Linked DNA regions of Mus musculus: region 2 is linked to region 1. A link is a loop called in an ENCODE intact Hi-C map of the cell type or tissue named here. Cell type or tissue: heart. All regions are shown on one strand.

The links. Hi-C counts contacts between places; a loop is a spot of excess contacts. Peaks named below come from ENCODE experiments on the same cell type or tissue, not always from the same donor. Only the 100,000 strongest peaks of a DNase experiment are listed, where the experiment ranks them.
Region 2: a loop joins it to region 1, with 2.3 times the contacts of the local background. A loop is called at or near these places in 2 of 42 quality-filtered maps.

Annotation. Positions count from the first base shown.
Region 1 is chr3:30,103,456-30,107,455 of GRCm38, reverse strand. All of the region lies in intron 2 of Mecom (MDS1 and EVI1 complex locus), which reads left to right. Among named protein-coding and RNA genes, the nearest start is that of Mecomos, 86 kb to the right of the region's middle. In heart, no CTCF peak of the experiment used is centred here; DNase peaks (open chromatin) are centred at 795 and 1,805; H3K4me3 peaks cover 1,380 bases; H3K27ac peaks cover 3,239 bases.
Region 2 is chr3:30,242,426-30,246,425 of GRCm38, reverse strand. The region is part of intron 1 of Mecom (MDS1 and EVI1 complex locus); the gene reads left to right. Among named protein-coding and RNA genes, the nearest start is that of Mecomos, 220 kb to the right of the region's middle. In heart, no CTCF peak of the experiment used is centred here; DNase peaks (open chromatin) are centred at 325 and 1,665; H3K27ac peaks cover 1,591 bases.

The DNA of each region.
Region 1 (4,000 bases):
TGCTGAGAGAAGAAACGCTTGTATCAGCTTTAACCAGCTACCCTGTGTTCCGTCTTTCTGGGCTGGAATGAGAAAGCTATTAGAATCCTGGAGGACTGCGGGCCACATACAAATCATCTTTGTTACTCACACTTGGGGGGTACTTTATAGTGGCTGTCAAGACCAATACAAAACATGGTTTGTGTCTGAAAAAGTCAAGTGCCATTACTTAAGAAAGAAGATACTAGCTACCCAAGTCAGTGACCAACATCCAGGATGTTTACTGAGTTTCCTTGTTAGAGAGAGGTACAGGTTTATTATTGCGCCCGACTGAAGTAGACTGACATGCAGGTTTGCATTCTAGATTTGATGGGCCAGCAAAGGTTAATTACTTGCCGTGATCTATGTGGAGCAGGAATAAAGGAGATGAACCATATTTCGATTTCATCAACGTTCTTCGGGGAATATATAAAAGGATGCTATTATTATGTGTGGGTAGGGGTTGGTGCGAAGGGGCGGGGGCATTAAAAAGAAAGTTGTCTAATGAATGTAGCCAATAGAAAAGTCCAAGGTTTTTTTTCTCCCCCCTGGCCCCTCCAAGTTATGATAAATGATAGCACACGGGAAAGATAACCTAGCAGGAGAGTGGGATCGCCAAGGCCAAATACTAAAACTCCCAGCTGACGGGGCTCATACACTGCAGCCTCTGTTCATGTTTATTTTTTCTGCTCACTCTTGGTTTCGTCAATCAGTATGATAGACGATAAGTCCTGACTAGAGCGGCCCGCGTCCTGCTCTCTCACGGTGGGTAGCATGTTGTGGTTGGCGCCGCGCAGTCGGAGCATCGCCCGCACCCGGAGCAGCAAGGGATGAGGTTCGAGCAACTTCCAGCAGCCAACTCCTTGGAGAATACCAAACAGGAACGTTATCAGCAGAGAGTGGGGCTGCCAAGAAACTGACCACACATTAGTACCTTTGTTTGGGTAGAGTCTAAAGGGGCTGTAGCTCAGACTTGAGACACTTTCTGTTAAATCATCCCTGGTGTTAAGTGTTAAAAGAGAAGCTTGTTAAAAAAAAAAAAAAAAGAAAGAAAGAAAGAAAGAAAGAAAGAAAGAAAGAAAGAAAGAAAGAAAGAAAGAAAGAAAGAAAGAAAGAAAGAAAAGAAACCAGGGCTGATGGCCCCAGGCAGTCCTGTGACAAGACTCTTCCCAGTTAGAGACTGAATTTGTGGACTTCCTGAGCTGAGGTATATAAATGGACATCAATTTAAAGAAAAGGAAAGAAATCCTTTTTAGTCTCCTCTTTACTTGTAAATGCATCTTTACTTGTAAATGCACACTATCTGCAGCAAAACAGCATAAAAATTCCTGCAAAAAGAAGTCTGTGGGCACAGTGGGGGTTGGGGGCTGAAACACTTCTTAGGTCGCCAACAGCTCATCAGATAAATGGAATTTCCTGACTGCTATCCACAGATACTAATGTTGTTTATTTAATCCCTCAGAACTAACACTCTGCATTTCTTCCTAAATTGTTGGTTGTTTTTTGTTTTTTGTTTTTTCCCCTCTATTTCTCTATTTCAGACACTGGAAACTTTTAGAAACATTTTGATATCACTATTTTTTTTCTTAGTTCATTTTGTAGGAGCTTAGTGAGTATTTAAAAAAAAAAATCAAGAATGTCCTGACTTGATGCAGTGAAGGAGCCAAAGTGAAATTCTTTTGATATCTCGTGATGCAACCAGTGGCCAGACATTTCCTGTTCAGCGTTTCCCCCTGGGAATTCGGGTTTTCTTCCTTAAGAACACATGCACTGGACATCTCCAGCACTGCCCTGTCTGAAATTTCAAATGAGTGACCCACACCTTCCCTCCAAAGTGTTGCTTCACAGTAGGAAGGGAATGTAAACCGGACAGCTGGCTGCCTACACAGCTTTTCTTTGCTTCAGAAACTTTGTGGACTTGCTAGAGAGTGCTCCTTCCTACCTTCAGACTCGGTCCCTAAACAAGGCAAGCATTTTCTCATTCCGACTTCGCGTCCCTGGTGCAGTCCCTTGGAGCTGCTGATGTCTGTTAAGCTGAAACTCAACACGGGAATATTAGTTTTATTTCGGTTAATTATGTTACTAAGAGCTCATGAACCTTAAGATTTAGGGCTGGTCTGTTTCTAGTTAGGCTGCCAAGTTTTCGGCTTGATGGAGGGGGTCTGTTTCATTCTCCGTGGCCTCTGCACCTCCGTAACCCCTGACTTCCTCTTTTCCTGGATCGCAAGTTTACGTTCTCCCCTTCTGTGAGAAGATTGAATGCTTATTCAACTCTGAAATGACTATGGTCACAAAATATCAACAGTGATTTTTAATAGATCTGTGCCTATCAAAATATTGTTGCTGAATAACAGGGTAGAGGTAGTTGTGGCTGCTGATAGTAAGGAATCCGACTGTTAATAAAAAGCAGACAGGGGCTTGAAACAGTACTTCCAGAGTTGCAATTTAGACACTTTATATTACTTTATTTAGTGCAACACCTGCAGCTACTCACATTGCTGGTGGCTGAAATAATCCAGGTCCACACAGGGAGAGTATTAGAATTTCATTGTGCTATTTGTGCTTACTGTTTAAGCCCTCCTCATAGGGGAAAGCATTAGCTAAGTGTACAGTAGATAATAAAAAACGGGATTTGGCTCATCTGTGGCCCTTAAATCTGCCTAGTAAAAACCTCCCTTTGTAATTAGTATCTGACTTCCCTTGTACCTCTGCTGGGCACCTGGGGGTGGGCAGTGCCACAAGCTGCCACTTGTTAACGTTTAGTCAGTTGTCCCCACAGTTTGTGGATTTTATGATCAGGCCCTCTTCTGAGCCTTGGCCAGTGTGAACTTCCTAAGCTTTCTGCAGATGCTATAATGGATTTCGGATGGAAGATGATTGTACCTCAACAGGACAAAGAAGGTGCTTCACATTAAAGCAATAATACAAAGTCATTCTTCACCTTTAATTGACAGCCCAATTTAGATTTCAGAGGATGCTTTCTAGTGATGTTCTATTTTAATGTGAACTCCAAAGGGTTGATAAACATCAGTATATAGGTGTAAAGAGTTCAAATCAAAAAGTTTCCTCATCCAGGCCAGAGAGAGAGAGAGAGAGAGAGAGAGAGCGCACTTGAGGCTATTTCTCATTCCTGAAGAGGTACACAGTTCAGTGGATTCCTACCCCTCGACTTGAATTGCTCAGGGTCCACTGAGACAAGCCATACTGCTCTGCTTGTTTGGGGGTCAAAGAAGTAATCACTAAGGCCTTCCTTCAGAATATTTTTAAGCGTTTAGGGGAGATAAATAGCATGCGGAGATTTTATAATCATGATCCGAGTTTCCAGATAGCTGTCCCACTTCCTAAGCTCTGCTTGCTGAAGTTTATTTGGTCACTGAAACATTAAGCTTAAGCAGTCCTGTTCTTTCTACTTTATGAAAATGTAGACAGGAAATTATCAGCAAATTGCTCGTTTAGAATTAAAGGCAGGAAATGAACTTCAGTAGTTGAATTCTTGTTGTAAAAGCTTCTACCTAAAGTACAAATGAAGCCAGAAAACCATGGGTTTTTTTTTGTGTTGTTGTTGTTTTGTTTTTTGTTTTTTGTTTTTTTTTAAGTCTGAGTTTGCTATATCAACACAAATAGACTTAAATGAGTGTCCTATGTTTCCCCCAAATGCTGATGCATTTTTTGCAGGATCCATAGCTATTTGTCACTAATTTCCTGACAATCTAAAACTATAACTAGTCATCCTGGTTTTCTCAACCTCTTATTAAAAAATACAATTTCTTAAATTGCATTAATAGATGAATGTAGGCTATGACCCAGAAATCATAACTCTGTCAATTTATTACAAAAATATAAACATCTCTTCAAGTTTGAAAACTTGAAATTTCAGAACTTTCTATTAAAGCCTTGCTTATAACACATGAATATATATTCCTAAATAGTTGCTAGTTTCCCTCCATGGGGCCTTTTTTTAGCTATTCCTTTTTGAAGCTTG
Region 2 (4,000 bases), 140 kb before region 1:
GGAAACCTCAAGGCAACTGCCTTTTTCATGGCCACTTTCCCAAGTTTATGATCCTCCATCTTGACCCCTGGGGAGTTGTGAAATATTCTCTATACCTTCCTCATGCTGATATACTTCCTTTCTTGACAATGGCTAGTCCTTAACCATCCAGTCCAGCCCTAAACCAGTGTGTTCCGTCATCAGTAAATTCCTGCCTGTGATAGTGTTTTCTTAAATACCTGTTTAAACAGTGATTTAGATAAGAGTGTCCCATTTGTGTGCAGCAGGAAATGCCTGCCTTCTTTTAGATATGCTGGCAAATAATTGCTGTAGATAGGGCCTGAACGCTGAAAGGCCGTACTCTGCTCACTGCAGATGCCTGAGAAGCGACCTGCCAGTAAGCTGTGATGTAAATACCGGCATTTCTATTCTACTTTAAATGGATTGGAAGCAAAGCCACTTTGGGGATATAAAAGGCTTATGAAAAAAAGCCAGTAGGTCAGAGGTTGCCAAAAATCTCTTAAAATTTTGTAGTGCTAAAAGAGAGTTCAGGCAAATGTTGCATTGTGAAAGGAATACAGACGGGCATGTAAGGAGTCTGGTCCTACCAGGCCTTCCAGTATAGACTGGTGACTAGGCTCACCAACAACAAAATATACCAAACATTAACCAGGTCATGCTTTCCCTCTAGGCCTTACCCACAGAACGTTAGTGTCTCTATTTTGTTTTCTTGGATTCTGTAAATAGATGCCAAAAGGCTCTAGCAATTTCTTTCCATCGCCATTTAAGAGAAGCTTAGCAAGGCCTATACCATAATATGAGAAATATATTTATGTATATATTTGCTATTTGTTTTCAATTCCTATTGTACTCTTGGCCCTGTCTGTTGCTACCTCTCCCAACCCTCTCTCATTCTGGATCTTTCTGACAGCAGACTAATGAAGTGCTTTGAATACTGTCAGGTAGCAAGGCCCAGAGGGAAGAAATGGATTAGGTCAGAACAAGGAAGCTAACTGAAACACTGAGAGTCAAAGGAGCTTGAAAGACCATTAGGAAAATTCCACATGCCAAGCCATGTCAGCAGGCTAGGGCACAAATATGCCATAGAGACTCAGATGTCACACACATGGACCAGAGTTGAAACATGACGAGTGTTTGCCTTTCACCCTTTTCTGGGATCATGGTGCTTTGAAGACTGCCCATGGGTGACCTCTCTAAGACAATGACCTCTATAGGACAGACCTCTGCTTCCAAATCTATGCTGCTGGATTTCCATAGAATCCTTTACAGCCTATTTGTCAGCTCCATGAGCATCTATTTTCCTCATCTTAGTAGTTTCCTTTCCTCCTTTCATTGGGAGTGTGAAATTTCATTTTCCTGGGGACATTTTCACAGAGTGCTTCAATGGCCAGTTCATTGCTCGGTTTGTGCATCTGGTATTACCTGGGCTCCTCCCTTTCCTCACATGTTCAGTGGAGGGCTCTGCTGCTGGTGGAGAAGAGCTGGCCCCTGAGGTCCTTTGCTTTCTCATCAGCACGCCTCTGTCACCACTCAGGAATTGTCCTGAGGAGGGACGGAGAGCATGTCCTGTTTTAATTTGGAAAGGAAACTGCAGTCTTCCCCCTCCCTTCCCCGACCACTGGTAAGCGTGCATGGACTCACAGACTCATGGCTCTATGCTCACATACTCCCTGGAGGTCCCTGGTGGGGCCTGAGGTTTGGCTAAGCCTCCCTCTCCTGATGCTGGGCACACATCGTCTGCGTTCAGCCACGTGTAATCCTTCCTGTCTGCCTGGGAGTTGGGCACAAAGTACTGGTGCTTGGGCCCACCCTCTTCTTTAGTGGCAATTAACCTTTACTACAGAGCTTCCTTTGAAGTTTGCTCGTGTTTTTATTACAAAACTGCAACAAGAAACATAATGGGGGGAAATGTCTAAATTTCTGAGTTACCTAATCTGTTCAATTCCCTAGTCGGGCTCCTCTTGGCAGCTGTTTTACACAGCTATGATCTCAACCAGTCTGCCTGAGATCCCAAATCATGTTTCTGTCTCAGCCTATTTTTAAGATTAGGGAGCTGCTAAGTACCACACACACACACACACACACACACACACACACACACACCACTTATTGCTAGCAAATGCACATGGATGTGCATATTGTGCGCAAGTTTGTACAGCCAAGTTAACATGGTTTCATGGTTTTAGCTAAAGTCGAGCTTTGTGCTTTAAACGTTAGCATTAATACTGCCTTAGTCTCTGAACACTTTCTATCAATGGACTGACTCGGGGAGCAGAGAGGAAAACATTTCCGATACCGACAGGAAGGACAACATGGAGTGATAAGCATTTTGATGGCCATTGAATGCTATTAATGGGTGAAGCTCAGGAGCTTGAATGGCATCTGCCCAGAAGATTTTCAGTTAAACTAAGCAGAGGAGCCAAAAGAAACAACTGGTGAGTTATATAAATCCCACAAAAAGAGAAAGCAACTCAGGCCAGCCTTGCAAATAAGGGCCAAAGAATTATGAGTGAAATGGCATTTTTTTTTTCCTAGCCCGCCGTTCACAGGAGCTCAAATAAATGAAATCATTTTTCCTCTGCTTTTCACTGAGTAGTAAATCACTGCTAATCCAAGGCCGGAAGAAAAGCAACCATGAAACTCAATGGAAATAAGGGAGAGTACCTCACCCTGGTCAGAATAGGTGAGGACTTTCTAAGAAAATGCAAAAAACCCACAAAGACAACTTAGTGAACTTAGTTCCACTAATGATAGAAAGTTCTATGACTGTATCAAATAGAAAACTATAGAGAAAATGAGTAAGATTTTTATCCTTGGGCTAATTTGCCATTAATCAGACAAGAGTTGAGGCCCATTTTAAAAAAATGAGAGAAAGCTATGCCTAATATGTAATGGAAGAAATATGAGTCACTGATAAAATATTTAGTATTAGTAATCACTAAGGTATAGATTAAGGAAACAACTGATAAATAGTTTTCCTACTGATAAAAATGAAAAACAGCACACATTGGAACCTGTAAGTATGACTGGTAATAGTATAAATTGATAAATATATTTGGAAAAGAAATGCCAATACTCACTAGGTTTTAATAGGGATCCCATCTAAGAAAAATTGAAATGGATAAATGTAAATATCTATATAGAGGGTATTTGTTTTACTGACAGTTTTGGGATTAAAAAGAAAAAAACAAAAAACCCGAGTACTATAGACACACTTCCTTTGGATCCCTATAATGGTAGAATGTGTAGCAATTGCACATAAGTTTAGCAAATAGGAAAAAAGAGAAAAGTATTTACAAAACACTATCAAATGAAAAGGCTGAACAACAGAATGTTTACACAGGAGACAGACTTTTGACGACCCAGACTCCTAATAAAATCTTTAAAGAAAGTAAAAGGCCTAAGTGAGAAAGCGAAGATTGGGTTCGAACAGTTGCTGACTGTAGAGATTCTGTTCTGTGTCTTTTACTGCCAGATTCTACATTGGAAGAATGAAAAATTATTTTTCACATCACTTTCCCCCCACTGGATTGCAATGAGTGTATTTATGCAGCAATGGGCACTGTTATTATTGGTAATAAGCTTTCAATCCCCCCCCCCCTTAGATTCTGGTATCTTCTAAACAAAACTCTTACAAACTGCAAACCTGGGTAGTTACTGAGACAGCTACAGAAATAAGTAGAATCTAATTGAAGTGTGGGCTGTTGCTTGGTCTCTAGGGACATTAGAACGCTTACGGTTTGAATTGGAGGGGTTGATTTTTCAGTAGAATTTCCCAAGCCATTTGCCTCAAACAATAAGCTCTTCTCCCTGTCCTCATCGAGTTAATGACACAACCAAAGGATACATGAAGCAAATTACAGTTGGAGGCAGCGCAGCTCCAAGAAGTTACAAGGGTTATTTATCTTTATGGGCCCACTGATGTATGCCACACGCCCTACCTGATACTTTCCTATTGTAAATGTGCTCAATCGGTGAGAGCAATATGTAGGAAGTCTTT